Linked DNA regions of Homo sapiens: region 1 is linked to region 2. Evidence: chromatin loops called from intact Hi-C (ENCODE). Cell type or tissue: GM12878. All regions are shown on one strand. Links, peaks and the distances in the headings refer to the core of each region. The heading gives the core; the rest is flanking DNA. Region 1 overlaps LINC02945 (long intergenic non-protein coding RNA 2945). Region 2 overlaps LINC02945 (long intergenic non-protein coding RNA 2945).

Evidence for each region. Peaks named below come from ENCODE experiments on the same cell type or tissue, not always from the same donor. Only the 100,000 strongest peaks of a DNase experiment are listed, where the experiment ranks them.
Region 1: a loop joins it to region 2, with 8 times the contacts of the local background. A loop is called at or near these places in 6 of 110 quality-filtered maps.

The regions. Positions count from the first base shown.
Region 1 is chr4:111,941,448-111,946,834 of GRCh38, reverse strand. All of the region lies in intron 1 of LINC02945 (long intergenic non-protein coding RNA 2945), which reads left to right. Among named protein-coding and RNA genes, the nearest start is that of LINC02945, 170 kb to the left of the region's middle. In GM12878, for the core only: a CTCF peak has its summit at 2,929 (motif pointing left); no DNase peak of the experiment used is centred there; H3K27me3 peaks cover 183 bases.
Region 2 is chr4:112,058,059-112,063,445 of GRCh38, reverse strand. The region is part of intron 1 of LINC02945 (long intergenic non-protein coding RNA 2945); the gene reads left to right. Among named protein-coding and RNA genes, the nearest start is that of LINC02945, 52 kb to the left of the region's middle. RefSeq lists a silencer at 2,311-2,524. In GM12878, for the core only: a CTCF peak has its summit at 3,036 (motif pointing right); no DNase peak of the experiment used is centred there.

The DNA of each region.
Region 1 (5,387 bases), core at 65-5,064, 120 kb after region 2:
TACATACATATCTATATGCCCATATATAGATTTTTACATATATGGATATATATACGTATCTATACAGGTATCTATCTATATTGAAATAAATATTTTAGGGAGTTGGCTTATGTGATTGTGGAAGCTGGACAGTCCAAAGTGTATAAAGTAGGCAAGCAAGCCAGAAGCTCAGGGAAAAGTTGATACCGCAGTTTGAATCCAAAGGCAGTCTACTGACAGAGTTCCCTTTTTCTCAGGTGACATCAGTTTTTTTCTGAAAACCTTTAGCTGATTGGATGAGACCCACCACATTATGGAGGGTAATTTGCTTTACTCAAAGTCAGCTGATTTAAATTGCTTCACAGCCATATCCAGATGTGTTTGATCAAGTATGTGGGTCTCTGGCCTAGCCAAGTTGACCCATAAAAATAACCATTACCCTAGACCAGGTACTACTCCTTCCTTCTTTTTTTTTTTTTTTTTTTTCAAGACGGAGTCTCACTCTGTCACCCAGGCTGGAGTGCAATGGTGCGGTCTCGGCTCACTGCAACCTCTGCCTCCTGGGTTCAAGCGATTCTCCCGCCTCAGCCTCCTGAGTAGTTGGGACTATAGGTGCGTGCCATCACACCTGGCTAATTTTTGTATTTTTAGTAGAGATGGGGTTTCACTATGTTGGCCAGGCTGGTCTCAAACTCCTGAACTCGTGATCCTCCTGACCTCATGATCCACCTGCCTCAGACTCCCAAAGTGCTGGGATTACAGGCGTGAGCCACTGTGCCTGGTCTACTCCTTCCTTTAAGTAGTTACTAACCTGAGTGAGCCATGCAGACAAGGCCCAGGTTTAATCCAAAACTTCAGTAGCTTTCTCCTAAATATGAACAACTAGATCTTACATTTCCCAGGGGAAACAAGCAAGGTTTAGTTTTCCCTCATATCCTCCCTATTATTGCTAACAGTAGACACTCTCCATTCTTCAACCAGGAAGTCACTTTCCTAAAAGTCTTCACAGTTCTTGGTTGCCCACCAGGATTTAATAACATGATCTCACAGCTTTTCTAAAGATGTGATGAGTCAAAATAGAATGAAATTTTATCTTGTAGCTCAGCAGCTACAGAGAAACAAATTGGCATGGCAACCAAAATTTAATGACGGCCTTTAGGGACATCATATAATGATTTAGCCTTGGTTGAGCTTCGTAGCCTCTCAAAACTGGTCCACTTATGTACAAAGTTGGAATTTGGTCATGTCTTCTTGATGATGCAACAACTTAGCTAGTTAGATGAGAAACATCCCCCTTCCAGTTAAAGAAATCAGGGCCACCACATGGGTATTGCATTCAGATACTTTCTCTCAAATTAGTTGAATAGTAGACGTCAAATGTGCAGAATAAAATAGGTAACGTTTGTTAAATGCTTAACACATGCCACACTTAGTTCCAAGTGCCTTACATGAATTAGGTATTTTAATTCTTACAGAACACTAATAGTAAGATCCAATTATCCCCATTATATAGATGGGGCATCTGGAGGAAAGGAAAGCCCTGTAGATCTCTGAAGGCCATACAGCTAGTTAGTGACAGAGCAAGGACTCACATCTAAAGAGCTTGGCTTTAGAGTCTGCTCTAAACCACAGCACTGTCCTGGGTGCTGAATAAAAGAAGCGACTTATAGTATGCTCAGAGAAGAGCTCTCAGACTGCCAGGTCTGGAGTCATGGAGCCATGTTACTGGAGAGTAAACAGTGGCTGGCATTTTAAAAAAAGAATATATTGGAGTGAACAAGCCCCAGAAGGTATCTACCAAAAATAATTGCACTAGAAATGAACACTGATCAACTTTGTAAGTAGAGAACTGGTTTATGGTCCTCATATTAAAAACCAGCTTTTTGGTGTTCTCACATGGTATGAAAAGAACCGAAGTACAGAGAAGAGGTTTTTTGTTTTTTTTTAAAAAAAAAAAACATGGGCAGTGCAAAGAGACAAGGGAACCTGAATGCACCAGAGTAGAGGCCACATTTTTGCTGAGAATTTTTACCCATTTTTATGGAGGAGCTAATTTGAAATTTATATTTGAGCCTTACTGTACCTGTATTATAGTTTTAGTATATACATATTATTACACTCAAATTATGTATGTAATTGTATATATTCATAGATCTCATTCAATATCATAGTTTGAGTGATTACTCAATAATTCCCTTTATTTTCTTTCTGAAACCTGAATTAAAGAATAGTTTGAGCTATTGTGCCTTGAGCTGCTCATCTGGATTGAGCAGACTCTGCCTTGATTATCAGGGTCATGATGCAGATGCTGATTGTGGTTGGTTTGCCAAGCTTCACCTTTCTCATGATAACGCCGGGGTGTGCTGGCTGAAGTCGGTGTTCTTCACAGAAATTTCGCTGTGGTTGTCTTCCCTCTGATTAATGCAGTAAGTGGCCTCCACAGGGCCTAGCTCATGGACATTGTGTCTCTCTCTGTTTTGATAGAAATATAAATTTGAGTGCTCTTGAAAAAAAATCCTGATATCTGAAGTATGAGGAGGGGTGATTAGAAGGAGGAGCAACAGCAAGAGCTGTTGAGCTGTTTGAATACATTGGCAGAAAAGATTAAAAAAGAAAACTTATCTGCAATACCGATTATGTGGATAAGTCTTCAGAATGATTTAGACACGTTGGAGTGATCAGGCCGTCACGAGCTTGGCTGTGGTTATAAGATGCTCACTCTTCTTTTTTTACATTCCTGGCTGAGGTTCAAAATTTAGAGAGGTGGCAGGCTGAGGCCCCACGCAGCTGTCAGCATCTCTGTGGGCAGCTGAGACGGCACAGGGCCCACACATGGTCATGAGTGAGGCATGGACCCTCCTTTTCACAGGCGGGCTCTGGATAAAATGCGGGCAAGGATGGCCTTGAGACTGTGGCAAGAGGCTGTGTGGAGGGAGTGGCTTGACTTCCACCTAGTGGCAACTGCAAATGGGGCAGCCACTCTTGCCAGGTTAGAAACATTTAAGACTAACAACCTTTCCAAATATGGGGCTCAGAATTTTCCTAACTCTTTCCCTTGGGAACAGGCCAATTCTGACTGCTACCAAATCAAACCAAACAAAAGATAAGCAAAGCAAACCAAACCAAACTTTTTGGGTGCACTTTCAGAGAGAAATTTCTAATTTCAAAGGAATTATCATTTTATATAGGTATAGAGAGATTCAAAAGTTATAAGCTGTGGTTAAATGTTCTTAAGCAATGGAAAAATAAAAACTTTAATAGTAAAGTTAATTTAAATTAATCTTAAAAGGTAAAACTTCATGTTTTTCAATAATTAGGAAAAGGAAATTATATGGCTAAATATATCTCTGCTCTTGAAATACTGTTTTATTTAACAGAGTACAATAATGCTAACTCTAGATTTTTTCCCCATTTTAAAAACACTTACATTTATGTACTTACTACTTCACTTTGAAAAGTAAGAAAAATTAAAGTATTGATTTATGAAAACTCTTCCCTATCTTTCATTATTTTTTTTTCTGAGGATTAATATGTAAAATATACTGTTTTGCAATAATTAATGACAATTTAGAATATTTTTATTTCATAGACGGTTTTCAACATTCTTTTTTCTGATGTAGAAATTCCATCTTTTATTTTTCCTTTTGCTCATTTCTTAGCAACCACTTTAATATCCTGAAAACTTGGCTTCCATTATATAATTTAATTGTCTAATTCTTAATATAATGATCCAGTATGTCATTAAAATACAGTAACATTATTAATGTTGATTAAATTTTGTGTGTCTAAAATTCTATTTTGTTATTGTTGATATCAATAAAAATTCCATAAAAATAAAAGTAAGAAATATTTCTAGTATAAGGTGTATTATGAGCATAAGAAGAATATAGACTATAAAAATTAAATTCAATTTTTTAGAATATATGTCAATATGATTGTGTAAGCATAGTGTATGGTTTTTTTTAAAGTGATGTTTTAAAGGCAGAGAAGCAGGACTGAAGATCAGCTTTGGGTCAGACAGATAGCTGTTGGACAGATCACACGCAACTTAGCTTTGGCTTTATTTTCTGGAAAATAGATATAACAAAATACATATACATAATATTTGTCATGATGATAAACTAACTAATGTTTGTGAAGCACATAGTATAATGCTGAGAAAATAGCACTCAAAAAGGGTGATAGCAAATATATATATATACCTACTGTGTTTCCACAAAAATTAAAAATACAAAAAAACTTTTAAAAGGGTGATAGCTTTTGTCATGATGTTGTAATAGTATTATATTCTTTTAATATTTACTTCTCAGATAACCAATAATTCTGAGTTTTATACCAAAGGGGAGCATATTGTTTATAAGTAGTAGTATAATAAGCTTTTTAATATATTTAGATTTGTATTCAGGCACTCCTATGTAGTCATGGTTTTATAGACAAAAAGACTATGACTTTTCTATTTTGTGTTTTTCTTTTCCTGCTTCTTTACTTTGGAATTTTACTCATAAGAAAGGTGAATTTTTCTCAAGAGGAATAAAGAAATATTTATGATATGTGCTGTGGTTTGAATGTGTACCCAAAGTTCATGTGTTGGAAACTTAATCCCCAAGGCAACAGTATTGAGAGGTGGAGCCTTTAAGAGGTGATTAGGTCATAAGGGCTCTCCCTTGTGAATGGATTAGAGTGGGTTAGTTATCTCAGGAGGGGGTTCCTGATAAAAGGTTGAGTTTGGCCCACTTCTTCTCCCTCCCCTTTCTCTCCCTCTCTTTCTCTCACACACAAACTCCATTGCCCTTCTGCCTTTCACCGTAAGATGATGAAGCAAGAAGACCCTTGCCAGATGTGGCAACTTGACCTTGAACTTCCCAGCCTCTGGAAATATAAGAAATAAATTTCTTTTCTCTATAAATTACCCAGTCTGTGGTATTCTGATAGAGGTGCATGGAACAGACTAAGACAACATGCATGGACCAAATTCCATTATTTTACTCTGGTCAGGTCTGGATAAATAATAGTGCCAAATCAAGTAGCTGAACATTGTATAACTGATTAAATCTTTAAAATTACTCTATAAAGTGTACAAAAATCATTTATGGTTTCATTACCAATTATGAAAAATTATTTCCTTCCCTCAATTTAAATATTCAGTGACTAAATTAAATTTAATAAAACAAAATCCTCAAGTTTTTTATTGAGAAAGGATGTTTTAGGTTAGTGAAATTACAATTTATATAATTATTTCCACTGAAAAGCCTTATTGTCTTCCTCTTTTTATTGCCTTATAATTTTTTATATGTCTTAGTTTATTTAAATGCTATTGAATGGGAAAAACACTTTTTCTTTATATACTCACATTCAACACAGAACATTTCTGTGATCAAAAGTGCGGATTTCCTCCCCACATAGTAAGC
Region 2 (5,387 bases), core at 69-5,068:
GGATATGTACAACATTTCCTTTATCCATTTGTCTGTTGGTGGATACTTAGGTTGCTTCCAAATCTTGGCTATTGGCAATTTCCGTATGTTGAACCAGCCTTACATCCCTGGGATAAATCCTATTTGGGCATGATGAATGATCTTTTTAATGTGTTGTTGAATTTGGTTTGCTAGTATTTTGTTGAGGATTTTTACATCAATGTTCATCTGGGATATTGGCCTGTAGTTTGCTTTTTTTTTGTTTTTTTTGATGTGTCTTTGTCCGGTTTTGCTATCAGGGTAATATTGGCTGTGTAGAATGAGTTTGGAAGTATTCCTTCCTCCTCTATTTTTTGGAATAATTTGAATACAAGTCGTATTAGTTCTTCTTTAAATGTGTGGTAAAATTCAGCAGTGAAGCCATCAGGCCCAGGCTTTTCTTTGCTGGGATATTCTTTATTATGGCTTTGATCTCATTACTTATTAGTGGCTAATTCAGGTTTTGAATTTCTTTATGGTTTAGTCTTGATAGGTTGTATGTATCCAGGAATTTATCCATTTCTTCTAGGTTTTACAGTTTATGAGTAACTAGTATATACTATGATCGATGATCATAGCAGCCACTAATGATCCTTGGAATTTCTGTGGTATCAGTTGTAGTTTCTCATTTTTTCATCTCTGATTTTATTTATTTGGGTCATCTCTCTTTTTTTCCTGGTCTGTCTAAAGGTTTGTTGATTTTTTTTTATTTTTTCAAAAAACCAACTATTTGTTTCGTTGATCTTTTGTTTTTTTGCCTCAATTTCATTTATTTCTGCTCTGATATTTATTTCTTTGACTAATTTTGGGTGTGCCCTGCCTGCCTGCCTGCCTGCCTGCCTGCCTGCCTGCCTGCCTGCCTGCCTCCCTGCCTCCCTCCCTCCCTCCCTCCCTCCCTCTGTCTTTCTCTCCTTCCGTCTTTCCCTCCCTCTTTCCTTCTTTCCTTTTCAATAAAGGTGATTTTCTCTGGTGGTATGTTTGATTTCTTGATTTTTATTTTTTGTGTATCTGATGTATGTTTTTTTTTATTTGAGGTTACCATGAGGCTAGCAAATGATATCTTATGACTCATTATTTTTAAGCTGGTGACAACACTAATTGCAAAAACAAACAAGCAAACAAAAAACTAATAAAAACTCTACATTTAACTTCATGTTCCTGCTTTTTAATATTTTGTTATTTCTATTTATATATTATTATGCTGTCTATGTCTTGAAAAGCTGTCATAGTTATTATTTTCGATTGGTTCATCTTTTAGTCTTTCTACTCAAGATAAGATTAGTTTACACACCACAATTACAGTGTTATAATATTCTGTGTTTGTCTGTGTACCTACTATTGCCAATGAGTTTTGTACCTTCAGATTATTTCTTATTGCTAATTAATATCCTTTTCTTTTGGATTAAAGAACTCCCTTTGGCATTTCTTGTTGGACAGGTCTGGTGTTGATGGAATCTCTCAGTTTCTCTTTATCTAGGAAAGGCTTTATTTCTCCTTCATGTTTGAAAGATATTTTCACTGGATATACTGTTCAAGGTAAATGTTTTTTTCCTTCAGCATTTTAAATATGCCAGGCTGTGACTAGAAATGTTTTCCAGGAGCTAAGACCTGGAATGGGGGCCTCAAAGCTTTGCCTGGTGCCCCATGTAAGTGTTGCTGAGCTGGTATGCAAGTTGCAAGACAAAGTTCTCTTAACTCTCTCCTCTCTCTCCAGGAGCTGTGAGCTTCATTACCTGTGGTTGGGGGAGGGGTGACAAAAGCACTCCCTTGGCCCCCTTGGCTAGTGTCTCACTAGTTCACATGCTCCCAAGTACACTGTCTCTGAGCCTGGCACAGCCCCAAGACTTGCCCAGGAATTGCAGTCCTTGTGGCCTAAACTGCCTTTCAAGTTTATTTAGAACTCAGAGCACTTTAGCTCCAAGGTGGTGGGGCTAGCTGGAGCTCAGGTTCCGACTACTGGGCTGGACAATTCCCCTCTGGCTAGGGCTGGTCTAAATGCTCCCTCTGTGGGTGCTGGCTGATTTCTGGCTCCTGTTGCTTTCCACTGTGACAGGGCTGCGCTGAGTTTTAATGCAAAGTCCCATGATCACTGTGCTGTCCCTCCCCCAAATGCACAGATTCTCTCTCTGCATTACACAGCTGCCAGGGATGGTGGAGGGATGTTGTAAGTGATTCAAGATTGTCTTTCCTACCTCTTCAGTGCCTCTTTCCTTGATATCATGTTAAACCAGTTACTGTGATCACTCACCTGATTTTTGGTGATATAAAAGTACTTTCTTGTGTGGATAGTTGTTCAATTTCATGTTCCTGCGAGGGTGGGGGACAGTGGTGGGCAATTGCTGGAGGCTTCTGTTCAGCATCTTGCTCTGCCTCCCAGATATGTGCATATTTTGGGAGAAAGGGTTTGCTTTTATTAGAATTGCAAAGGTTTTTGTGAACATAGAGTAAAAAAAATCACATTTAAAAAATATTCAAAATTTTTATTAATTCAATAAATATCTGTGAGAACATAATATGGGACAGACACAGTTTTGAGGCTGGGGTACAACTGTGGAATCAGGTAAAGATTCTTCTTCATCGACCTTATATCCTGATAAGAGTAATATTTCACAAGAAATGTCATGGACATCAGTTAGAGAAAACACAATGAAGCCAAAATACTCAGATTCTAATTTCAGAGATACATGTTACCCAAGAATATACAATGGAAAAGTCAGTCTTGGGGTTCTTATTTATGTAGTGTGGAATATCTGAACGGTGGATCACTTTACACTGGATTTCTCACACATTGTAGACATAACTATGGTGTCTTGAATGATTTGGTTTCCTTATTCTAAATGGTCTTCCAGCTTTGAGAGTCTTTGATACTCTGAGATAATGATAATGCATGTTGGTACAAGGCAGTCCTAGTGTGATTGGGGCCTGATCCTTCAAGAAAGCCCCTTCTCCATTGAGTTCTATTATTTGCTCTCTTCTTTGGCTAGAGTTCTGCTAGTCTAGGTCATCATTAGCTGCCACTGGATGGAGCTATAGCATCAGGCAAATAATCTTTTTATTGATTCCAGCAGTAATTTCCCTGACATTTAGCCCTCAATTTTCTTAGCTATAATAAGTAAAGATTGTTCAGTTCCTGCAATTTTGGGGTTGTAGTATTTTATTACTCACTTGGCTGTATTCCCTGAGTTCTTTTATAGATTCTTAAGATGTATTTTTTAAAGTTAGGTATGTTAATTTTGTTTTGGCAATTTTATGACACCCTGAAATAAAAAAATCCTGGAGTGTTGCAAACCAATACTGGTAATTACTGGAGTAGGTATATTAAATGCTGCTGACATGTGTTTTCTGCAACCTTAATAAGTAATGACATGACTTAAACTTACCTTACACTGGGTGACCATTCAGTGGTTTCCTGTTGTCTTGAGATAAATTGCAGAAATTGTAAATTGAAATATTTCTCAGGTTTCATCAGTTTCTATATACTGAAAACTATATCCAGAAAAATTAGTGTTACGTTCAATATCATATCAGAAAACTTAATTTTTTTTGAAGTTTTATCTATCTTCTATTATCTGCCTTTCTATTCATAATCTATTTTACTACTATACTATATAATCACTCTCTACTAATAGAAAATATTTTATGAAAAAATATTATCTCTCAAATCACCTACTAAATTATTACTTTTTGAATGGCCAATATTGATCTAGAATCAGACTCTTAACCAAAGGCTAATATAACACTAAGACCTATGCATGGTGAATTGTCATTATTATTTCATTTATGCCATCAGTAATGAAAGACTTGAGCCATTTAAATATAACCTTTCTTACCTGTATTGTTGTCCTCTGTAGGTTCATTGCTCTTCTCCATAAGCAAGAACGATGTCTCAGATCGGATGTACCCTTAAAGATTGACTAGCCAATAGAAATGCATATTTTTATATTCATCTGGTTGAACTGAACTGTAAATTCTGTGATCTTGTATTAGAAATGATTACTGCCATTCTATAAAGACCTTTTAAAATGTTGTTTCTAGGCATCCTTTACTTCTCGTTTAATAAATTAGTGATGAATTTCTAATAAAACAGTTCAATTAAAACATTTACACCTTTATATATAATGTTTATTACTTTGTGATTTAAAGACTTATAAAATAACAAAATCAGTTTCATGGAACAAGGCAGACAAGTCCACTACTTCTTCAAGTTGCTCATTTTTCTAGTTGCTTGCTTTTATTATAGGAGATGAAAAGAAACTTCCTGGGTTAAACATTGCTAAGGCACATTAATAATAATGAAACAGAAAATTCCAATTTTAAAAGCACAATAAGAAAATTTAAAAGATGTATCTAAACTATATGTTTGGCTATAATATTAGTTCCCTGGATCGTAGGGTAAAATAAAAACACATCTGCCCAACTGACTAATTCCCTTTTGACTGATTTACTCTTTAGATGCCACAGGTAACATTTGTTGAAAAGACAGTAGAGTATATGGGCAGAACCTGGGTTTTTTGTTGGACATGCCTGACACTGAACTCTAACTCCACCTCTTACTTAATTACTCTAACACTAGACAAGAAAGATCTGAAAAATCTGGAATACCAGCCCAAGAAATTTGTAGTTAACAGGAAATGCCTAAGTAGGAATCACTGATAGATTCTTGAGACAAGATGTCATATGATTAGAATATGTTTCTGTTTGTTCCTCCTTCAGGGATTAAAGCAGAAGCATTTGACTGGCTGGGAACAAGTCATAGGTCCATGTCCAGGCTGCCACAGGGCAGAGAAACCAGTGATTTATTTCCTTTTGCTCTTATAATAAACGGTGAGGACTCTACATCTAGCCAATAATACGTATCTTGGGGAACTACCTTGAAGATAAAAGAGGTTTGTATGCTGGCCATTAAAATGATGAATTAGTTTTTACTTCCTTATGTTCAGGTTCTGTGGCTGATTCATTACGCTCCTGTCACATTGTCCAGCATATGTGATCATTTACATACATTCATTCACTCTGTCATTAATTAATTTATTCATTCATAACTGAATGCCTGATCTATATATACCAAGCGCAGAAGCACAATTCACAGCTCTCAGGGAGCTTAATTTTATTTTGGAGAAATAGATGACAAACAAATGAACACAAAACAAAATAATTTTAGAGAGATATAAATAAGAGAATAATGCAATAGGTAGAGATAGAGAGTGATGGGGAGGTGGTCAGAGAATGCCTTTCTTATGTGTGTTTTTAACTAAAAAATTTAAACAATATTTATTGAACCAATGCATGGGCTGGAGGATTGACTACAGAGAAAAGAGAACCATAAGGAAATTGTAATAATCTAGGCAAGGAATCCTGAGGCTTTGTGC